Linked DNA regions of Mus musculus: region 1 is linked to region 2. Evidence: chromatin loops called from intact Hi-C (ENCODE). Cell type or tissue: left cerebral cortex. All regions are shown on one strand. Links, peaks and the distances in the headings refer to the core of each region. The heading gives the core; the rest is flanking DNA.

Evidence for each region. Peaks named below come from ENCODE experiments on the same cell type or tissue, not always from the same donor. Only the 100,000 strongest peaks of a DNase experiment are listed, where the experiment ranks them.
Region 1: it touches region 2 in a loop (2.9-fold over the local background); 2 of 42 quality-filtered maps call a loop at or near these places.

Annotation. Positions count from the first base shown.
Region 1 is chr11:33,626,056-33,628,968 of GRCm38, reverse strand. No RefSeq gene overlaps it. Among named protein-coding and RNA genes, the nearest start is that of Gm12119, 7.2 kb to the left of the region's middle. In left cerebral cortex, for the core only: no CTCF peak of the experiment used is centred there; a DNase peak (open chromatin) is centred at 1,448.
Region 2 is chr11:33,699,329-33,702,241 of GRCm38, reverse strand. The region is part of intron 1 of Kcnip1 (Kv channel-interacting protein 1); the gene reads left to right. Among named protein-coding and RNA genes, the nearest start is that of Gm12119, 66 kb to the right of the region's middle. In left cerebral cortex, for the core only: no CTCF peak of the experiment used is centred there; a DNase peak (open chromatin) is centred at 1,240.

The sequences.
Region 1 (2,913 bases), core at 282-2,781, 73 kb after region 2:
CTTTATCCCTATGTTAGCCAGACCACAGTAAGAGGCCAAATGAGCCTTGAGCCCCTCAGGACATTCAAACAAAATATTAGAATGGGAAGATTTAAAGCATCCTTCAAATTAATAATCAGATGAAAGGACGAGGCTGTCCGGGCTTAGTGACATGTTGTGACACCAAGGACACTGGCCCTATCTCAAGCTTGTCCTCCTGAATCACCCAAAATGGTCACCATTTGCCAGTCAACTGTGGAGTAGATGCTGTGGCTACCTTATCCATATAACCATCCCTCAGCACTCACCAACACTGTGCAGGTGGGTTCAGCTGCTACCAACTGCAAGTGCTAAGACTTTGGTGGAGGGGTCTCTGGCACAGATTTACTCTGGTCACAAACGTCCCACTCTGCCTGTGGGCAGAGCAGGATGGAATGTGTAGGTCATCAGAGTATCTTGGGAAGTAATGGATTAATACCCCATATCCTTCCCCTCTCGGTGAGGGATCTTGGAGGTCTCCTTTGTGTCCTAGCATCCTCAACAACACTGCCCTCAATTTCCCACAGTAGTAACCTACAACCAGCCAGATGGATATATGTCCTGCTTTCATGAGCCTTATACTCTAGTGCGAGGAAACAAATAACAAAATTACTTTCACTGAGGATAATAAGGGTGTGTCATAATAGAAGTGAACCTGGATACATTATACAAGGTAGTAAATTATGTGTCTCTGAAGAGCAGATAGCTCAACTTAATGTTACCTCTCACTAAGAAATTCTCTCTGCATATATTTTAAGTCTTGCTATGGCTTGGACATATCCCCGACGCACACCAAAAAATCCTATGCTGGTACTGTGGTCTTGTTACTCAAGTATGGGATGGTGTTAGAGCATTTAAGATGCAGAAGTACTACAAGACAACTAGGCACTAGTTGTGCTGTCCTTGGAAGGAATTTAGGTACTTCTCAATGGATTAATACCCCATATTAGTTACTTCTCAATACTGGCTTGTTATAAAAGAGCAAACTTGTCTGCTCCCTTGTGTTCTGACTTCTTACCATGTGATCTTTGTCTTACTATGTCTTGCTATGTCTTACTATGTGATCGTTCCAGTCACAATGCCACCTGCCATTGCAGGCTCACTTTAGAAAGTGAACCAAAGGGGCTAGCCAACTTGGTACTTGCAACCTTCAAAATCGTAACCTAACAAAACCTCTTTGCTATAAGAAGGAGCTAGCCTTCAAGATTTTGTTTCAGTAACAGAAAGCATGCCCTCACAAGCTCCTTAACAGCCCTGTTGTCCTAGGAATCTGTTTTGGAGATGAAAAGATGGTTTCCAGAAATATTGAGGCATCTGCTAACATAGCTGGAAGTAGGCTTAGCCAACCTACAATATCCATAGCAGTTTTATTTCTGGGAGAAGCTGCAGCTCAGTCTTAGCTTTAGTGGCGCACAAACACCAGAAGGAGTTGGAAAGCAGCTGCCATGAAAGCGACAAGTAAAAACAGCCATAAAAAGTCCATGGGTCCTAACCAAATCACTCTTTCTCTTCGGGAAATAAAGCCAAGAACCAGTGTTAAGACAGCCATATGATTTCTTGGAGAAGCTCACTGGCAGATCAAAACAAGCTCTGTACTCTAGTCTAAAACTTGGAGTTGAGGATACTCTGATGGCAGCCAAACCCACTGAGTGGGACTTTGAAGACCCATAAAATGCTGGAGAGATGACTTCACTCCAGTTCTATGGATGAAACACATGGAAGTATGCCAGACCAACCAACTGTTACCTCCCATGCCGCTGGCTGCAAGGATTGGCTTAGGAATAGACTGAAAACAGGAACCAGTTTCAATACCAGCGGTGTTAAGGCTTTTGAGCACAATAATGCAATGAAGTTGTTCATTTATCTGCAGGACAATGTAAAATACACAGTCCACACTTACATATTTTATTTTCTGCAAGGTCAACATATGTTCCTGACACAAAGGCAGAGAGATGAAGAGAAGTAGACTCTTTGTTTGTTTGTTTGTTTGTTGTTTGTTTGTTTGTTTCATATTTGAGACAGGATCTCACTGTGTCCTCTGGCTAGCCTAGAACTTGCTATGTAGTCCAGTCTGACCTCAAACTTATAAGGATCCACCTGCCTCTGCCTCCCACATGCAGAATGAACCACCACACTCTGTGAGGAGTTGACTCTTGATGTTGCTACCTCTGGCTTCATCTGTAGCTACATGAAGCTCTATTGTGTTTTGGGAGACGTGCATCAACAAATACCAATAACTTCCTTCTTCATTGCTTTAGGAAGTTTACTTGGATCTTCTGTGATCCACATCTTGTCATATGCCATGTGTAATGGTTAGTTTTAACTGTCAATGAAATACAATCTAGGATCACCTGAAAAAGAATCTCAGTGAGTTATCGTATAGATCAGGTTGGTCCATGGGCTGATTTATAGGAGATTATCTTGATTACATTGAGGTGGGAAAGCCTGCTCACTATGAGTGATGTCATTCCCTAAGCAGGCAATCTTGAACTGTGTAAGAGTGGAGGCAGGGAGATGAATCTGTTCTTTGCTCTCAGATCATGGATGTGATCTGAGCAGCTCCCTCAAACTTCTGCTGCTCTGCTTTCCCTGCTATGATGGACTATAAGATGGACCCATGTGCTAAAATAAACTCCTTTCTTCTTAAAATAAACTCCTTTCTTCCTAAGTTTCTTTCCTTGGGGTATTTTGTCACAGCAGCTAGAAAAGAAGAAACTAGGACATCATTTTACTACTTCAGATAACACACGAAACAAAAACTCACAGCAACACAGTGGGATGGAAGTCAAGCTGAGCAGAGAAAGCTTAGTGTCACATCTCCCACACCACTCTGCTGTTCACTTTGAACTCGGATTATAAAAGTACAAGTCACGTACTGAGTAGTTACTGCATGCT
Region 2 (2,913 bases), core at 103-2,602:
AACAGATCCTACTTGTCATATCCCCTCCCTGTCACAGCCCCTCCCTGTCCCAGCCCCGCCCCCTCACAGCCCCTCCCTGTCCCAAACCCTCCCCATCATAGCCCCTCCCTGTCACAGCCCCTCCCTGTCACAGTCCCTCCCTGTCAAAGCCCCTCCCTGTCACAGCCCCTCCCCCTCATAACCCCTCTCTGTCACAGCCCCTCCCCATCACAGCCCCTCCCTGTCACAGTCCCTCCCCCTTACAACCCCTCTCTGTCACAGCCCCTCTCTGTCACAGCCCCTCCCCATCACAGCCCCTCTCTGTCACAGCCCCTCTCTGTCACAGCCCCTCCCTGTCACAGTCCCTCCCTGTCAAAGCCCCTCCCTGTCTCAGCCCCTCCCTGTCATAGCCCCTCCCTGTCACAGCCCCTCCACATCACAGCCCCTTCCTGTCATAGCCTCTCCCTGTCAAAGCCCCTCCCCCTCACAGCCCCTCCCCCTCACAGCCCCTCCCTGTCACAGCCCCTCCCCCTCACAACCCCTCCCTGAGGTACCCTGTGTTTTGAAATGGACCAAGTAAAAAGGGGAAATAATTGCAAAAATGCTGGTGAATGTAGTGGTCAGGGTCTGAGAACAATGCTAAATTAACAGATGTTTTCTCCCAGGGCTGTGCATGTAGGTACAGTAAAGGTTTAGAGACACACACACAGAGAATAGGATGCTCCAGGAAGGACACCTATGGCCATCCTGAAACTAAAGGGCAGAACCCAGAGAGCATGCTCTGCAGGCCAGTGCTGCCCAGCAAGACCTGAGGCCTCCAGTAGCACCCTGTTGTTTATTGCTCACACCCCAACAGGGAGGAAGCCAGAGAGCAATACTCTGCTAGATCTTGCCAGAGCTTCCCAGAGACTACACCCCCTTAGAACAGTGGTTTTTAATACTGTGACCCTTTAATACAATTCCTCATGTTGTGGTGACCCTCAGCCATAAAATGATTTCATTGCTACTTCATAACTACGAATTTGCTACTGTTGTGAATCAAAATGTAGATATCTGATATGCAGGATATCTGATATGTGACCCCTGTGAAAGGATCATTCGACCTCTAGAGAGGTCAGACCTACAGGCTGAGAATGACTGCCTTAGAAGCAGAGGATCAAACACACATTTCCCAAAACCCTCAGGGCTGGCAGGAGCTGAGAAGAAAGCTTAGCTGCACTTGCCAAAGCTTTGAGGCTTCCGTTCTCTGTGTGGGCGGGGTGATATGTGGGCTCAGCATCACAACACTGAGACAGGAATTCCAGTGCTAGCATCACTCAAGGATGGAGCTGCACTTCTCACATACACACATTTAACACCTCTCAAATACAGGCAAGCAGCTGACGCCATTCACTTTTTAACCCAAAGAAGAGCCACCTGGTAAGCCACATCCTCTCAAGGGGACTTCCCAGCGTTGTCATCCTTTATGTCTGCATGGTAACAATGACCTGTGTATGTCAAGAGTCTCTCAGGAGCCTGACAAGAAACAGACAGAATCCAAGGTGGATAGCTTGCAGTGATTCTGGACAAAGGTGTGGGCAGTTGTGGAAGGACACAGAGGAGAGTGCAGGACCCAGGCCTTACATGAACACCATGTGTGGTCACCAGGAGATTGAGGGACAGGGAACCAAAATCCTGTTGCACAGGAGACTGAGAAAATCTCCCTCTCTTTCTCCCAGTTTCTGTAGAAAGAGATCTCCTGAAAGCTCCCAGGAGTCTTAGTTGTTTGAAATTTCAAAGCTTTATTGAAGTGAGAGCAGTGAACACTCACAATTCAGGGAGCATTTTGCCTTTTATCCAGAACTGACTGTGAACAAACTTCTGGCCACTCTTGTCCTGTGTTCAGAACTTTGGAACTTTGATCCTTAGAGAAACTTTGTCCTGTTACATCACTTGTGTCTTATCTTTCTTCATTTCCTAAAGACACCCTGGACTTTTTCTTGGCCTCTTGGGACTTCCAAGTTTAAATGATCACAGCTTCTCTCTCTCTGTCTGTCTCTCTGGCTCTCTCTGTGTCTCTCTCCCCTTTCTGCTCTCTGTCTGTCTCTTTCCTCTTCTCTTCTCTTCTCTTCTCTTCTCTTCTCTTCTCTTCTCTTCTCTTCTCCTTTCCCCTCCCCTCCCCTCTCCTCCCTCCCCTCCCCTTCTCAGCTCCCCTTCTCCCCTCCCCTCCCCTCCCCTCCCCTTCTCTCTCTCTCTCTCTCTCTCTCTCTCTCTCTCTCTCTCTCTCTCTCTCTCTCTCTCTAGCTGTTTACTCAAGCTGAGTTCATTCATTCCTTACCATGATTCACAGAAGTGGTTGCAAGAAAATACCAAACACACACACACACATATGTATATATATGCTCATATCAAAATGTCTCTGCTCTCAAAAAAGTGTGCACATCACTGACATGAAGGAATACTGGATTCTGTTGTCTCAAGGAGTCAGTGTGTGTCGTGGAGAGAATAAATACAGCCTTCAGAATCCCAGACACAGTCCAAAACCACTGGTTGTAACACCATGTTTCTGAAATTTGATCATGTTTCTCATTGATTTCCATCCTGAAATTGGAAGTCTTTGCCCTCAAGACATAATAAAAGCCATTGGAAAGAAAATAGGAAAGCTCCACCCCTTAATATTTAAAGGAGAATGATTTTTATACAAAATACTCATTCGTCTGCTTAAAAGTAAATTACATTGTGGTGCCAGTTGGGTTGAGACCAGAACACTTTTGATTTATGGCTTCTGGAAGGAAAGGCCTAACTAATGAGATTTGCTCTTCTCTTCAGCCTAGACTAGCTGGGTGGCAGCTAAAGACCCCAGGCAAGGGGAGCATGTTGCTAGTGTCTGCCATGTCCCTGCCCTACTGCTAGTGTCCTGTACATACCCAAATTTCAGACCCATGTCTGACGCCT